Linked DNA regions of Homo sapiens: region 2 is linked to region 1. Evidence: read pairs that join two places in POLR2A ChIA-PET (ENCODE). Cell type or tissue: IMR-90. All regions are shown on one strand.

Region 1 (4,000 bases):
TCTGAGGCACAGTTGCCATTTATTCATGCAACAAATATTTTTTGAGTACCTATTACATGCCAGACACTGTTACAAGTCATGGTTATAGATTAGTGAAGAAGAGACAAAAAAATGTCTGCCATAAGAAGGTTACGTTCTAGTATAGGAATCAGACAAATAAGCAAAATAAGTAAATTATAGAAGTGAAAGGGAGAAAAATAAAGCAGGGGAAAGTGATAGATAGTGGGGGTAAAAGGGCATGGGCTTCTGGGAAGGTAAAGTTTGAGCAAAAGTATGAGAGGTGAGAGAGCTGTACTGATGAGCTAACAGGGCATTCTAGGCAAAGCAAACAGCAGAGACAAGGGCTCAGAAAGGCAAGACTCCAGAGCAGCTGGAATAGAAGGAGAGGAGATGAGTATAAACAGAGAGGTGGGGGCATTGCTGCAAATGTAGGTGGGTAACTGTAGTGCATTTGCATTCAGTTTGAATGAGACGAAAAGTCCACTGAAGTTTGTAGACAGAAGGGTGCTATGGCCATCCCTAGGTCCCAACAGGATCATTCCGGCTGCTGCAATGAGACTAGAGTGAAGCAAATGGACAAAAGAAAAAGGTACAGATCAGCTGGCCAGAAGGACAGCTCCAAAATGAATAATGGCCCTATTCTTCTTCACACAGCTGGACTTCTCCCCATCTTTGCTAATGAAAACCAAATCACTTCCTTGGTAATAGTTTACTTTTTCTCTGTATTCATTCAATAAATAGCTATTGAGCACCCATAGGAGGATGCCCATGTTATCATGGATCCCCAAAAGAGAATGGCATATCTCTATGTGAGAGTCAAACTCACAATTTTTTTCAAAATTCTCAAAAGTTGGTCCAGAAAAAAAGTTACACAGCTATTTTACGCTTGGCCAAAAATATTTTAGTGGACTTCGGCATTCAGACCTTCAGATATGTAAGGGTGAGAATTGCAGCCTTTGGGGCATGGATATGAGGTGCCCAAGACAAAAACCTGGAGTTCGACCTGTCTGGCTATCTTTCACCCAACCTAGCTCAATCTGTCATTATATCTCCTAAATAACCTCTCTATTCACACCTTCACCCTTTAATTCAGATTGTCCTTCTTATTCAGATAATGGCAAGCATTGGGATTCTTGCCTTCAGGCTTCCCCTCTGTTTTGCCCATGCCTGTGATGTGACTGGCCATAGGCACTGTCCACTGCATCCTTCACAGTGCTATTAGGGTGATGCTACAAAAACACAATCTGATTTTATCACTTCTGTCTCAGGATGGGGTTTTCTGAGAAGCAGATTCCTAGATGGAAATTTGCATGCAGGAGGCTTATTGCTAAGGTTTACTGCACATCTATGAAGGAGTGAAATAAACAGGATTGGGCAGGGAGAGAAACTAGACTGCAATGAAGTCCCCACACAGGCCTGAGCTCATCAGCCATAACCTATCAGCCTGAAGCTGGGAAGGCTCTGCAGAGAGTTGTCCCAAATTGAAATGAGAGTAAGCCTTAACACTCTGCATAGATCAGTCATTGAATGGGAGCTGCCCTTGGAAGCATGACTTTGGGAGGAGGTGACCCTTTCAGCTGAGAACACTCCAGAGTGGGTTCAGCTTAGAACTGTCAGTCATCAACACTCTCAGGCTGGGCAGTGAACGAATCAGCCCCCGGAGTGGGTGGGTGGGATGAGACAGAGTAGCTTGGGGCAGGAGGAGAGGTGTGGGGAAAGGTGAGAGGTGGAGGTGAAACCTGGATAGCACGTTCCAAGTTAACCTCTCCAGTCCTTGCTCACTGTTGAGACATTGGGATCCCCCCCAACCCCCGACATTAAACAGAACTCTTCCTTCCACCATGCTCTATTAATATAATCACCAACAGATTGGTTATTTATTTTTGCTTATATTATGCATGAGGCCCTCTAGCAAGAACGTGAATTCCATGAGGTCACGGATCATGTTCTATTCATTTTTGGGTCCCCTCCACCGTCTATGGTAACTGGCAGGTACATCATAGGCATTGAAACGTTTGAGGAACAAATTACAAAACTATAAAACAAAAAAGTTTTATAAGAGACGTGCCCAAGACGCCTCAACTTCAGAATGGTGAAGCCAGGGATTCCAACTGGGTCTCCCTTCTCCAGAGTTGTAAGTGCACTAGGTTAGAATCAGCGGAAGAGTGGGAAATGGGAAGAACACGAAGCTGGAAATGGGAAACCTTAGTTCCAGCCTTGGTTTTCATCCTCCAACTGGCATGCTAACTTGCCCTCTCTGGGCTTCCTAGGTCTCTTATTCCTTATATTGGAGGTGTTGTTATGGATAATTTCAAAACAAATCTTTATCTAGCGCCTACTATGCGTTCACATAGTCTGTTCACGTGTATGTAATCCTTACAACCCCTCTGTGGTGTTATTAGTATCCTCGTTTTATAAACAATGTGGGAAAGAAAACAACAAAGCTAAGCCCAGCTAAACTAAAAAATAAAAAATAAAAAATACAGTTCAATGGTTTGTTTGAGGTCACATAGCAAAGGCTCAACTCAAACTCAGGTCTCCTGCTTGCCAGTCTGCGGTTCCTGCCATGGGGAAATTCTGTTATCTTTGAAGAAAATAATAAGTAAGGGAAGAGAGAGATGCCCTTTCACAACTGCAAAATTCTCTCCTCCCCAGTTTCCAGCTCCCATCATCAACAAAGAAAACCACGAAAACAAAAACAAATCCGGATTGCCTTTGTCCACAGTATAGAGGGCGGGGGCGGGGGCGGGGGCGAGGGCGAAGGCGAGGGCGTCGGCGGGGCTGCAGCCTCCACGCAGAGACCACTGATGGCTCCGCGCCGCTCAGTTGATCCCTTCCCACTGCACGGAGCGGGAGACTAAAGGCCCACTGCCCATGGCTGCGAAAACCTTCCTTCGGGAACGCGGAGCTAGTGCACGGGGGCATGTTCTTCCCCCGCAGCCCTGGCAAGCAGAGGCCGGCGGCCTGTGGCGCGGGGCAGTTGTGCTGGCTGCCGGGCGGGGCTGCTCTGGGTCTGGGTGCACGGAGAGGAGCGCGGAGTGAAGCGCACGGTGCACACTGCGGGGCGCTGCTTGTCACCTCCCTGCCCCTCCCTCTGCCCTCCCCCGCTGTCCGGAGCACAGTCCCGGGAGGGCGGATGTCCCCTGGGAAGATGCGCGAGGAGAGCGACTGGGAGGCAGCTAGCAGCACCTGCGTGTGGGCAACACGACCCGAGGCTGTCTCCATTGCCTGCGTGCTGAAAGCATAAAAGCTTTTTTTTTTCTTTTTTTGAGGAAGTAAATGTGTAAATTAAATTACTTTGGTGGGGGTTAGAAAACAGTTTTCCTCAGTGTCATGGTGACATCTTCCATCTGCCAGTTCACTTTTCATAAACCTGCTGATACATTTTCTACATCTCATTAAAAAGGTAACCCAAAAGAAAAGTAACGGGGGGAGAAGGAGATGAAAGGGAGAGAGAAAGGAAAGACAAAACGAAGAGAAAGTTAAAAAAAATAGACTAGGAAAGAGGGCCCACCAGGAACCAGGAGGAGCCCTGGGGATGGGGTCGGGACGAAAGCTGGCAAGAATTTCGGCTGAGTTCCTTTAACAAGTAGAAACGTGCGGGGTTGTGTGCGATTTTCCTGGAAAATCCTCACAACCCTATGAGATAAACATTATTCCCATTTCAGAGATGAGGAAAGTGAAGTCAGGACAGAGTTGCATCATCAATCTGATTTGAATACCAAGGGCAAGTTTTTTCCCACTACATCAGGGTATCCTGATCCGTTTTAAACTATTAGAATCACCGTTGTTGCATTATTTATTAGCCTTGACAGAGACTGAATAACCTCCCCCATCACAGAGTCTGCAAGGACAGAGGTGTGATCTAAACCTGGGCCTGGGAGCCCTGAGCTATCAAGCTAGACTGCTTCTCAGAGCCCTTCTCTTGTTAACCAGGGACTCTGAGGCAGGGTACCCAAACTGTCCTTTGACATCTGCAACTCTAAAAGAGTAATTGGAA
Region 2 (4,000 bases), 130 kb before region 1:
CTGCATTGGCACTAAATTCTATTCTGAGCTTCTTGATACTTAAGACAAAAGACAAAGGGCTTAAAGCGGACAAAAGTAACAGGTTTGCTAAGTTGGTTATTAAACTTAGAATTTAAGAGCTTAGATAAACTTTGAGCTTATACATAAAATAGCCTTTTTTAGTTGGTTAAAAATACAGGATTGTGGTTGTAATATTTTTGATCTGTGTCAATTCTATGGTCCCTCTACTCAAAGGTTGTGTTTCTCTGTCACTTAACCTCTCTATGCCTTAATTTCCTCATCAATGAAATGTAATTGCAGACAACCTGTAATAACCCACCAGTTCCAAAGCAAAACAAAGTCAAACTGCATGGTTATTTTGTTGCCCTACTGAACCACATCAAAAGGGCATAGTGAGTGCTTTCTTTCTCATCTTAAAAGGTCTCTTAGGTTTGACAGAAGCAAATGTGTCAAGCCTAAACTTTCAGGGTTCTTAAGACCTTTTGAAAAAAATGATGTATTGAGATAAAGAGTTATTAGTGACTTTTTTCCACCATTTCTTTTAGTTTGTGCCACATAGTGCATTATTTAACATCATTTAAGAAAATAAAAGAGTCCCTATTAAACATTTTATGCCAACATTAAATTGCATATTAAATGTGAGTTGGACTATTGCCTGGTTAACTGAATATTTTTGTAAAAGGAGATGCACAGTTCTTTGAAAGAAGATGTCAACTTGGAAGATAGGAATATGGATTTTTAGACAGTATGTTTTCAGCAGTGCCATGGACTAATCTGTGACAAAGGCCAATTGGTAGGTGTCATCAATATTTCAATATAGACATAGCAAATTAGATGGTGACTTAAATACCTCTATGCTCTGTATAAAATTATAGTTTTGTTTTTCAAAACATAGTTCTTCTCCAGTTATTGCCATGACTGTGGCTAGGCAGCCCATCTTAGTGGAATAACTTTACAGTGCAGTAGCTGCCATCCAGTTTCTGATCGCCACGGTGAAGAGGTGAGCTGACAGATTATGAATCTTTAGCACCACAGTATATGTTGATTTAGAGCTCTAAATCCAAGGCAGAGATAGTTATATTATTCATATTATATTGCTCGTGTACATAAATCTGGAACATTCATTTCAGAAGTACATTTCCCAGTGACCTGTGTATGCGTGTGTGAATATGGCTAAAGTACGTAGTCCCAGGGATGTCTGCAATATCCTGCACATCCCTTAACCCTCCTAAGTATTGGCCTTCTCAGCTGACTTGGCCTTTACCACATTTTCCTAGGAGGAAATATTATCTGTTGCCTTCTTTGTTTCACAGAATGGTACTATGTTCATTTCAGAAATCTTCCACCAATATTTTTCTTTTATGATTTGGTTTAGACAGAAAAATCTGTCATAAATATGAAATATTAATATTTAGTACTTTAGATGAAGAAAGGAAGAGACATGAGGATGCCAAAGGGGCTTGCTGAAGGTGACAGCTGTTGTGGATTCCACCACTCTGCCTAAAAGTGCTAGAGATTGGCAGATGCATATAACTTGGAATGTATACACCTGTCCAATGAGTATTAATAGATACAAGCAACACATTTCTTCTACAGATTGTGAACAAAACAGCTGCTAGATGATAAAGTCCTAAAATGACTGTCTACTGTAGTCACCCTAGAGTCAGTGACCCAGAGGTGAAAGCTTATATATCCTATTATTAAATTATGAGTCATCCAAATCTTCATGGGTAAAAGTGTAACATAACATAAATTTTTTTTTTTCTTTGAGAGAATCTCCCTCTTGTCGCCCAGGCTGGAGTGCAATGGCTTCATCTTGGCTCACTGCAACCTTTGCCTCCCGGGTTCAAGCGATTCTCCTGCTTCAGCCTCCTGAGTAGCTGGGATTACAGGTGCATGCCATCAAGCCAAGCTAATTTTTTGTATTTTTAGTAGAGACGGGGTTTCACCATGTTGGCCAGGCTGGTCTCGAACTCCTGACCTCAGATGGTCCACCCGCCTCGCACTCCCAAAGTGCTGGGGGATTACAGGCATGAGCCACCGTGCCTGGCCCCATAAATTCATTTCTTTTAAACCTTAAAGCACCCTGCATATTTTTGGAAACCATTGTGTTCAGTGTTGAGTTTGAATGCAGTTGTCTTCACACAGGTGAATTTATAGAACCTGTCATGCCCGGTGTGGTTTTGGTAGTCCTGAAAATGTGAAGAATAATATGAGACTGAAATCTGTTTTGAGGTCACTCTAAAAATTTGAAAAGTGGGAATTAAGGCATATTTAAACTTATCCTTCTGTGTGCAAAATGTATGTGTGTGTGTGTGTGCGTGCGTGTGTGTCTGGGGGTGCAGTAACATTTGCTTTCATGCCTTACTCATTCCATTATTTTCCTCCACTCTCTACATCATTTCTCTTTAATAATTTTTCTTTTTTCTTTTCCTTGTTCTTTTACTTTTTGAAATCTGATTTTAATTGGCATTTGATTTCTCTAGAGGAATCCTCTGTCAAGTGCTAAGCCCTGGGGCCAGCAGGACTTTTTCCGAGGCATGCTGCATGGGTATTTCCTGTCCCTTCCAGCTGTCTGGAGATGAGGCTACATAGAGAAACCTTGCATTGAGTTCCACTGCCTAAAATATCTCAAATAACATTACAAGTACTGCTGACCTAAGGCATCAGCTGATACCTTTAGAGTGTGATTTTTCCCTCCTAGAGCTTTTATACCTGAAGGCTCTTCCTTAACTCCTGATACAAAAGACATAAAAAAGAGATCATTAGAATTTAAACCCTCAGCTTTTTATTAAGGGTTTGTGATGGACAAAGTAGGCATACCTGAGCGGTAATTTCTTATAATTATTCATTTATCAGTGCACTATTTGTGCATTTAACAAACATTTATTGGGGTACCTGTATGATAAGCACCATGAGATACTCTATAAATGTATTAAATGTCCTAAAGGAACCATCTTATAGCCTTGTTGGCAGTATTTTCCCCAGCTTTATCTGATGGCATAAATAAGCTTTTTTTTAAAAAAGTTACTAGACAGCTATGGATCTGCTTTCTCTCTGGGAGATTTTTATTAAGCCAGTTCTGGGACACCAGCTAACTTTTTATTAATCTCATTTACTATTCCTTCTGTTATGTTTAATCCAAAGTTATAAATCTATTACTTATTTCTTAATATAAATATTTCTCAGCTATGTTTGATTGCTGGAAATATATTAGTAAATACAAAGATATACATATTTTGTTCATTTCAAAATATTTTCTGCCTTTATATAAAGAAAACACAATTTTGCTCAGTTTGTTTTGGATCATTCATGACATACTTAAAAATGTTTATTTTTTTCAAATTCAGTTTGTCAGAAGGGTTTTACATTATAAGCAAAATGAACCTTCCCAAATTGAATTTTTGCTTTAAAAATTCAATGTGTATGGGAGAATGACTTCTAGTTTATATCGTTCTCTATCAACTTTATCACTACTATTTGCCCCACCAATTTTGGGATAACTGCACTTGAATTTGCAAGTTTTTACAAATAGTAAGAAAGACCATTTATTGGACATCTATCTTGTAAACATTCTTACATGTATTTTTATTTAATTCTAATTTACTTATGTATTAAATACTTATTACATACAAGGCACTGTTTTAGGCTCTGGGGATACAAGAGACTAAAACATTTAAAGCTCCTGACTTCATGGAATTATATGCTAGGCTGTGGAAATGGAAAATGAGATAAGTAAATTATTTAGCTTATTAGAAGATAATAAGGGCAATGGAGAAGGAGAAATAAGGGAAGAGTGATACTGGGGAGGGATTTTCCTTGATAAATCTATAGTTTTGGGGGGGTTGTCATGGAGGATATGTTTTACGAAGGGATTTTTGAGAAGAGATCTTCATGATGCCAATGAAGGAACAAACCATGAGGATATCTAATAGAATAATAAGGTGTAAAGTTCCAAAGATAGAAGCATACGTGTGAGTTTCCAGGAATCGCAAGGAGA

The links. Peaks named below come from ENCODE experiments on the same cell type or tissue, not always from the same donor. Only the 100,000 strongest peaks of a DNase experiment are listed, where the experiment ranks them.
Region 2: POLR2A ChIA-PET joins it to region 1 with 11 read pairs; 9 of 35 experiments call an interaction of 5 or more read pairs at or near these places.

What each region holds. Positions count from the first base shown.
Region 1 is chr6:125,096,784-125,100,783 of GRCh38, forward strand. No RefSeq gene overlaps it. Among named protein-coding and RNA genes, the nearest start is that of TPD52L1, 55 kb to the right of the region's middle. In IMR-90, no CTCF peak of the experiment used is centred here; no DNase peak of the experiment used is centred here; H3K4me3 peaks cover 694 bases; H3K27ac peaks cover 976 bases.
Region 2 is chr6:124,966,030-124,970,029 of GRCh38, forward strand. All of the region lies in intron 1 of RNF217 (ring finger protein 217), which reads left to right. Among named protein-coding and RNA genes, the nearest start is that of RNF217-AS1, 5.0 kb to the left of the region's middle. In IMR-90, no CTCF peak of the experiment used is centred here; a DNase peak (open chromatin) is centred at 1,662.